Linked DNA regions of Homo sapiens: region 2 is linked to region 1. A link is an interaction called in ENCODE POLR2A ChIA-PET data of the cell type or tissue named here. Cell type or tissue: PC-9. All regions are shown on one strand.

Evidence for each region. ChIA-PET counts read pairs that join two places held together with the same protein. Peaks named below come from ENCODE experiments on the same cell type or tissue, not always from the same donor. Only the 100,000 strongest peaks of a DNase experiment are listed, where the experiment ranks them.
Region 2: POLR2A ChIA-PET joins it to region 1 with 8 read pairs; 2 of 35 experiments call an interaction of 5 or more read pairs at or near these places.

What each region holds. Positions count from the first base shown.
Region 1 is chr3:99,982,797-99,986,796 of GRCh38, forward strand. The region is part of intron 1 of CMSS1 (cms1 ribosomal small subunit homolog); the gene reads left to right. All of the region lies in intron 1 of FILIP1L (filamin A interacting protein 1 like), which reads right to left. All of the region lies in intron 1 of LOC105374010 (a long non-coding RNA gene), which reads left to right. Among named protein-coding and RNA genes, the nearest start is that of MIR3921, 20 kb to the left of the region's middle. In PC-9, no CTCF peak of the experiment used is centred here; a DNase peak (open chromatin) is centred at 2,065.
Region 2 is chr3:100,133,259-100,137,258 of GRCh38, forward strand. All of the region lies in intron 1 of CMSS1 (cms1 ribosomal small subunit homolog), which reads left to right. Among named protein-coding and RNA genes, the nearest start is that of FILIP1L, 21 kb to the left of the region's middle. In PC-9, no CTCF peak of the experiment used is centred here; no DNase peak of the experiment used is centred here.

The DNA.
Region 1 (4,000 bases):
ATTTGTGATGACAATTGAACAGCCCAACCCTATGAAATGGTAATTTATGCAGCAATAAAAAATAAATAAATTCATATAATGTAGGCTTGCAGCTGAAGACAGCTGTGTTAAACATGTTTTTTAGTCTGTTACATCAAAGTAATACATACAGTGCTGTACGAAAATGTGTAGGGCGAATGTCTTTGAGGTGCCCACATATAAGCTGTGCTTTTGTACCCACTGTGTGAATATGAGGGAAGTCATTGTTCTGTACCCATCAGGAATAACACATGCAATGATGAAAATATTAAAAATGCCTTTCTTTCAGATGGTGCAGTCTTTTTACAGCTATTATCTCACTTGCCTTAAGTGCCATTTGAAAAAAAATTTCTCAGGGATATTGTTATCTAACTTCTTTGAATTACTGAAGTAGCCAAGAAATCTCTCTAGCACTGATATAAAGAAATGGAAGTACCAGCCGGGCACAGTGACTCATGCCTGTAATCCTAACACTTTGGGAGGCCAAGGCAGGCGGATCACCTGAGGTCAGGAGTTCAAGACCAGCCTGGCCAACATGGTGAAACCCTGTCTCTACTTAAAAAATAAATAAATAAATATATATATATATATATATATATATATATGTATGTATGTATGTATATATATGTATGTATATATATATATGTGTGTATATATATATATATATATATATATATATATATATATATATATATGTATATATATACACACACAAAAAGAAAAAAATTAGCCAGGTGTGGTGGCAGGTACCTGTAATCCCAGCTACTTGGGAGGTTGAGGCAAGATAATTGCTTGAACCGGGGAGGCGGAGGTTGCCATGAGCTGAGATGGTGCCACTGCACTCCAGCCTGGGTGACTGAGCAAGACTCAGTCTCAAAAAAAAAAAAAAGAAATGAGAAGTACCACATTATTTACCTAGAATCTCTGTTTCCAACTGTTCAGACCCCAATATTCCATGTAACTCTACCTGTAGCTAGCAAGAAAAGTAAAATCAGAGGATGAAAGCAAAGGAGAATGGACCATCTGATGAAATAAACTTATAATGTAGAATAACTTGCCAGAAGAAGTAACAGCACAGATTTGGTCACAAAACAGCCTAGAGGAAGGCCAAGAGAGGAAAATGTCCTATACCACAAGATATAAATCAGTTACCTAACAGATTTTTGTTGTTTTGTTTTATTGGTTAATCTCCTAACTTCTGTGATATGTTAATTAGCATGAAAAAGGATGTATATGTATGTGTGTTTGTGTGTGTGTGTGTGTTCAGCTACAAAGGTAAAAGAATATCAGGTGCTCAGGTATGAAATAATTGATCCATAGTTCTGGAAGTCCATCACAAATTGGCTTAAGCAGAATTTTTAAAAAGTGAAATTGGAATGTGATTGTTTGAGAGCCAAAACTGCATTCTTTGAGTATAATTTTACTAGTAGCCATTCATGTATTTATTATGTAGAGTGTCCTGTCAAACAAAATGAAAGGCTATATTTTGTCTTCTCCACATGTAATCTAGAGCCAAGAATGAAAACCACATAATATATTTTTAGGATTAAACCATTTATTACTGATAGATAATGACAGAGCAGAAACAGGAGGCACCAGTTAGTCTGCATTAGCTCATGAGCCTGGATAACTTTTTTGTGAACTCTAAAGATTTGTGAAATTCTATCATTTGCATTAACTTTCTGATAAATTTCTGATGTGGTCAGTGGTCCTCTAGCCCCTGGTCACTGAAACTCATTCTGCACACTGCCAAGAGGTATCTACCCTTAGAAGATCTTTGCCCAAAATTTCCCCCTTCAAGTGCTTTTTAGAAAGAATGAGCACCTTTGCCAAATCTACCAAGCCTCCTCTCTGGCCAATTACTTTGGCTACTGTGGGGGAGGGAATCCTAGCATGTAGGAAGATGTGTAGTAAGAATAGAAAGATCTATGTTTTACTCAGAATTCTGCCTGGTTGAGAAGGTAAGATAAGTATATGATAAAATCAAGGATCATATTCAGCTAATGTTTATTGAGTACATTCTTTGTTGCCAAACATCAGCCCCAAAGCACAGTATATAGATATTAACAAACACAGGATTAGGTTAATAAGGAACTTGGACAACTGGAATTCCCAGGTTAAATAAACTGAGGATATTGCTCTTAGAAGAAAAGATTTAGTGGAAATGAGATAACTCGTGTTAAAAATAAATACTTAAAGGGGTTGCCGTGAGGAAGGTATAAGGGGCAGGGTACCAGGTATATATGGTTAGAAGTTGCATATTCTGCTTATCCTTTTTTAATTTAAAACACAGACTACTAGAAATAAAGTTCAAAAGTTAATTGGAGTAAAGAGAAGATTGAACAAAAAATCATCCTAGGGGGTCAAAGGTTGTTTTAAAAGGTTGAGAAAACTGCAATTGGTTCTCTAAAATTAGTCTCAAGAAAGTGATCTAGGGCCCATCATGGTGGCTCACGCCTGTAATTCCAACACTTTGGTAGGCTGAGGTGGGCAGATTGCATGAGCCCAGGAGTTCAAGACCAGCCCGAACAACATGGCGAAACCTCATCTCTACAACAAATAGAAAAATTAGCTGGGCATGGTGGTGCACGCCTGTGGTACTGGGGAGGTTGAGGTGGGAGGATAGCTTGAGCCAAGATCATACCACTATACTTCAGCCTGGGTGACAGCAAGACCCTGTCTCAAAAAAACAAGGTGAGCTTGCCAATTCATACTTTTAAAATTAAAGTCTGATATTTCTCTTCAATCTTGTGAATTTCTTTTATAATCATGAGAAAAGCTTTTTTTTTTTTGAGATAGAGTCTCGCTCTGTTGCCCAGGCTGGAGTGCAATGGCATGATCTCGGCTCACTGCAACCTCCGTCTCCTGGGTTCAAGCAATTCTCCTGCCTCAGCCTCCTGAGTAAATGGGATTACAGGCACCTGCTACCATGCCCAGCTGGTTTTTGTATTTTTACTAGAGATGGGGTTTCCCCATGTTGGTCAGGCTGGTCTCGAACTCCTGACCTCAGGTGATCCACCCACCTCGGCCTCCCAAAGTACTGGGATTACAGGCGTGAGCCACCGCACCGGGCCTGAGAAAAGCTTTTTAAAGTTCTGTTGGATATATTCATAAAACACATTGGGGGTTAAAGTCAGTATGACCACAGAACACATTTGTACCACAATACTTTGATACTAATAGGACTTAATGAGATACAGTTTGCACGTGGACCCAAGTCAACAGCAAGAAGTTTATTCACAGATAAATTAATGTCTATAAGATATTAAAATTTATTTCACTTGTGTTTTCATTGTTATAAGAGGAAAAAAGATAGAAAATCTAAATTGTTTTTATTTTAATAAGAACCAGATATCTCAAATATGTTCAAATTATAAGATGTAAAGATAGCTTACATCAATAGAATGGTTGGTAGATGTTGCTCATGCATCAATCTGTAAATTGAATGGGATATGTCCCAGGAACAGGTGTTTTTTCATGAAGCTTGTGGCATTAGATATGCCCTCCACTCCATTGCCATAAAGACATATCATTGTAAAATAAAGAGAATAGTATGTGTGCTTCAGGGGGTTTTGCATATTTTTTAAATAAAGAAAAAGTATATCACTGGCATACATTATTTTTAACAACACAGTTTTAGACATACTAGTGACGGTTAGTTTTTCTGAAAGTTGATAGTGAAAGAAATAGACGAGAACAGGAGTTACAGGGCTTATATGAGGTTGGTAGGTATATTTTTATTTTTTTAATGGGGAGAATTAAGATACTTGTTTGTCAAAGAGAATTACCAACTGCACATGGAGAGAAGAAATTGAAGAAATTGATGAAGATTAAATGAAGTGGTGATGGGTGTGGGCCTAAGAACTCAAGTAGAAGGAGGAGAATGGTTCTTCCTCTAGTCTAGTGGCCCTAAGCGGGGGATTCTTTTGCCCCACCCCCAGGGGATGGTAGGAAGTATTATGGCATCTAGTGAGTAGAAGCC
Region 2 (4,000 bases), 150 kb after region 1:
ATGGGGAAATACTCATAATATAATATTAAAGGATAAAACATTTGTATATGATACATAATTCCAGACATGTAAAGCTATGTGGATATATACATAGTCTTATTCATATACACACAGAGACAGAACAAAAGTAAATACCAAAATTAGAATGCTGGATATCTTTTACAGTAGGACTGTCTTTTTATAGTGGAACCAAATTTTTTTGGTTTTTTTTTACTTTTCTGCATTTTCTAAAAATCTCCACAATGAATATGTACTATTTTTATATGAAGGAAAAGGGTAAAAAAAGGTTTTTAAAAATTATGATGCTATCAAATTTGTAGTATAGTATTGATAAACCAAATCTTATTTTACTCTGTCTTGTTTATTTACTCCATTAGACTTACATCTCAGCGTTATCTCACCCCCATCACGTAAGACTTTAGGGTTGTGGTTCTCGAAGATCAATCCAAACACAAATCATTATGTGAATACTTTTCGTATAGTTGGTAGTCAGTTGATAGGCTAATTCCTTAAGCCCAGTTTGTCAATAGGAAACTTTAAGGATGAAGCAATGAAGGACCTTGTCCTAAGCTATACCCAAAAACTCTGTAAGAAAAGGCTTTTTCCATTGAGAAGCTGGGTGAGAAAATTAAGCATTCTGAAGCAGGGTAGGTGAGCATTATACCTACCTTGAATAATTTACATTAACGGGATACATTATGTATTAATAGTATAATAGGTAGTTGAAGTCTCTGTGAATGCCAAAGGGTACTCTTAACAGAAGTACTGTGTTTTTTCCATTGTAACACTTCTCTTCCTTGGGGTTACACTCTATAACAAGGGTGAGTGGATAGTAGGTCTAGATGTAGCCTCATAGGCTTTTTTCTTATGAAATTTCTGTTCGGGGAAATTATGTAACTCACATACCCACATGTGGGCCACATTAACCTATTTTTTTTTAATGTTACCCTATTCCTCTGTACTTCAGCATTCCACCTCACTCTGGAAATTTTGACACATCCAGGGTATATAGCATTCTTAACAGAAGTTGGCCCAAACCAGTAGAGAATCATAAATCACAGCAGTATGACTTCATCAATCCACAATTAAGAAAACTGTGGCATAAAGTGGTTTGCTCAGGATCACAAAAATTAAAGCTAAAATTTAGGCTTTCTTCTGTCGCTGTTCTGGGAGCTGTTAACAGGTGTTCCGCAGTGAGGGGTTTGGGGATCAAATAAGTTCGAGGATGGCCTCATCTCCATTTCCTTACTTGGACAGTAGTAATCCATATTAATATATTAAAGAATCTCTGCAATAAGACAGATAATATTAATAAACCAGATGGGATATAGGGAAAACAAGTATAAATCAGGACTAGCCAAGGCAAACCAGGATATATTTTCTTCCTAGCTAAAAGATAGGATGGGGTGGAAGGAGTGGTAGAGAGTTACTGACAGATATTTGAACTCAATTAGGTTTAGGTTTTTTTGGAGGAGGGAGGCTGCCGGCCACATGTAGATGAATGTTAGTTAAATATAACATACATTATTATATGAAATTGGGCTCTACCCATAAAGCCCAATGGATTCTAATAACTTGCTTAAAGACCAGTGCCACCAGCAAGCTGCTTGTTTTGCCTTCCAAATTTGAGAGGCAATATTGCATAGTAGTTAAGAGCAGACTTTGAATCAATATTGTGTAGGTCTAAATCCTGGCTCTCTTTCTTATTAATGTTGAGCAGGTGCCTCCATTTCTACCTCTGTAAAACAGATTATAACAACAGTACCTGTCTCATAAGATTGATATGGGAATTAAATGAGTTATTTACAAAGAGCATTTAGAACAGTGCCTTGTACAAAGTAAGGATTATGTAAGAGCTGTTATCATTAGAATTGGTTTCTATTCCAAGAATGAAGAATTTATATAGCAATGCTTCCAAATGTACAAGTATTCAGGCCCAAAATGCCACCACCAACATCCATGGCTCTGTTCATTTAACTGTAAAAGTTGGGTAGAAAAGATTGAATTGAAATTGCTCATAGCTTCAAAACTGCCCCAAAATATATAAATGTTCAAACATTTAAAACAAACTAGAAAGGAAGAAGGATTGGGAGCTTTAACATTGCCTGAAGTTGAGGTCATGTCACCTAAACCCCTGATGTGGACTAATGATTCCTGAGGAGCCTTTGTGTGTGTGTGCATGTGTGTGTGTGTGTGTGTGTGTGTGTGTGTGTGTGTGTGTGTGTGTGTGTGTTTAAGAGACAGGGTCTTGCTCTGTCACCCAGGCCTGGAGTGCAGTGGCATCATCATAGCTCATTGTATCTTCGAACTCCTCAGCTCAAGTGATCCTCCTGCCTCAGCCTCCCAAGTTGCTGGGACTACAGATGCATGTACCACTGCACCTCACTTCCTGTGTGCATATTTAAAAATAAGTGAATACAACATTACTAAACTGGAGCAGTCAAATTTTTAGAAAATAACCATTAAGTTTGCTGACTTGCAGCTAGTGACAGAAATTTTGTAGCATTTAAGCATCCCATAAAAAGTTGAGGCATTTTTCTTTAGTTGTGTTTTTCAAATGATCTTTTTGTTCTTAGTACTTTGCCTTCTGTCAAATTATCAGGACCCATGAAATGACTCCAGCTCAGTGTTTTACCATCCTAGTCCAAAAGTTCTAGCTTTAAAGTTTTCTGTGGGAACAGAAAACTTTAAAAATTTTGTAAGCAAACTCTAGATCTGTTGTCTCAACTAGGAAAATAGGAGCATTATTGGAATGTACATCAGGCTATAGCTGTTGCCACTAAAAATGGCAAAATGAAAGGAGAAAAAGGATCACCCACTCTCCTTTCCAGTTCAGAATGACAAGAAAACTTCTGATAGAGAGAATCAAATCACAAGGACTTATATCCAGAAGCATTTGTTTTGTTAAATCTTTTGGAGAGAAGAAGAGATCTTAAGGAGCTTGAGAGATGGAGAAGATAGATCATGCCCAGTTTTTTGCCGTATGTTAGACAGCAAAAAAGCAAAAAGGAAGAGATGATAACTAGAAAAAAAAACAAATAAAACTGGACTGGCGCCAATAGAAAGCCCGATGAAGCACCACACGCCCACAGCTTTGAGTGGTCTTGTGTCCTGGGACCTGGACCCCAGGACTGCAGGACTTGAAGAAGCCAGGAGGCTGAGGGCCGAACTTGCCTGAGCTCCTCCAAGCAGCCCCCTCAAAGCAACCAGATGCCCTGCAGTGGGCATGTCAAGCCTGTCTTGCTCCTCCTGGACTCTCCTTCAATGAATTCCTCATTTTCATACAGGCCCTGCCCCATTTTCCTTTCCTAGTGAAAGTTGTAACTGCTTGCTACATTATCCCCTAAGACAGTCTTGTTTCTTGTTTCTGCCTTCAGAAGATCTTCACAGAGGAGGGAAAACCTGAGCTGAGGTTTAGAGGGTAGGGGTGAGATTTTGATGGAAAAGGAAAGGAGACAAGGATAAAGTGAGAACAGGCATTCTGAATAATTAGAGTAAATGAGAGATACACTTACAGGCCATATGATTATTTGATCATGTGGCCTAATTGACTATAAACCCTTCTTTTCTAGTCATAGCTTATCTGTAGTAATTATTTTGAAAAAATGTGCAGAAGCAATAAAAGATTGACCTTCCTTCACTACACAACCTCTGTGAGTATAGGTGGATTCAGAATTGAGAGCCTCTTCCTCCTTGGCTAGGCTGCTCACTGCCTTTTCCTCCCCTTCCCTTCCCTATGATCTGTGTTGCTGGCATGGCCTTACGGCCTTCACAGAGTTCAGTCTCAGGGTCCTGTTCTTTGGATATGGGAATTGTGTTCTTTCTCAGTGATGCTGGTGGGAGTCTCTTAATGGGCTGGGAACATGGTTCTTGAAGAGTAGTTCCCAGCCCTGGCCAAATAAAACATTCTGGCTCCTAGGGATTGAGTAATTTTAGCAAAACACTGTAGACTGTTGAAGTACAGCTGTGTATCCAGCATTACTTTTCAGTGTGTATAGTG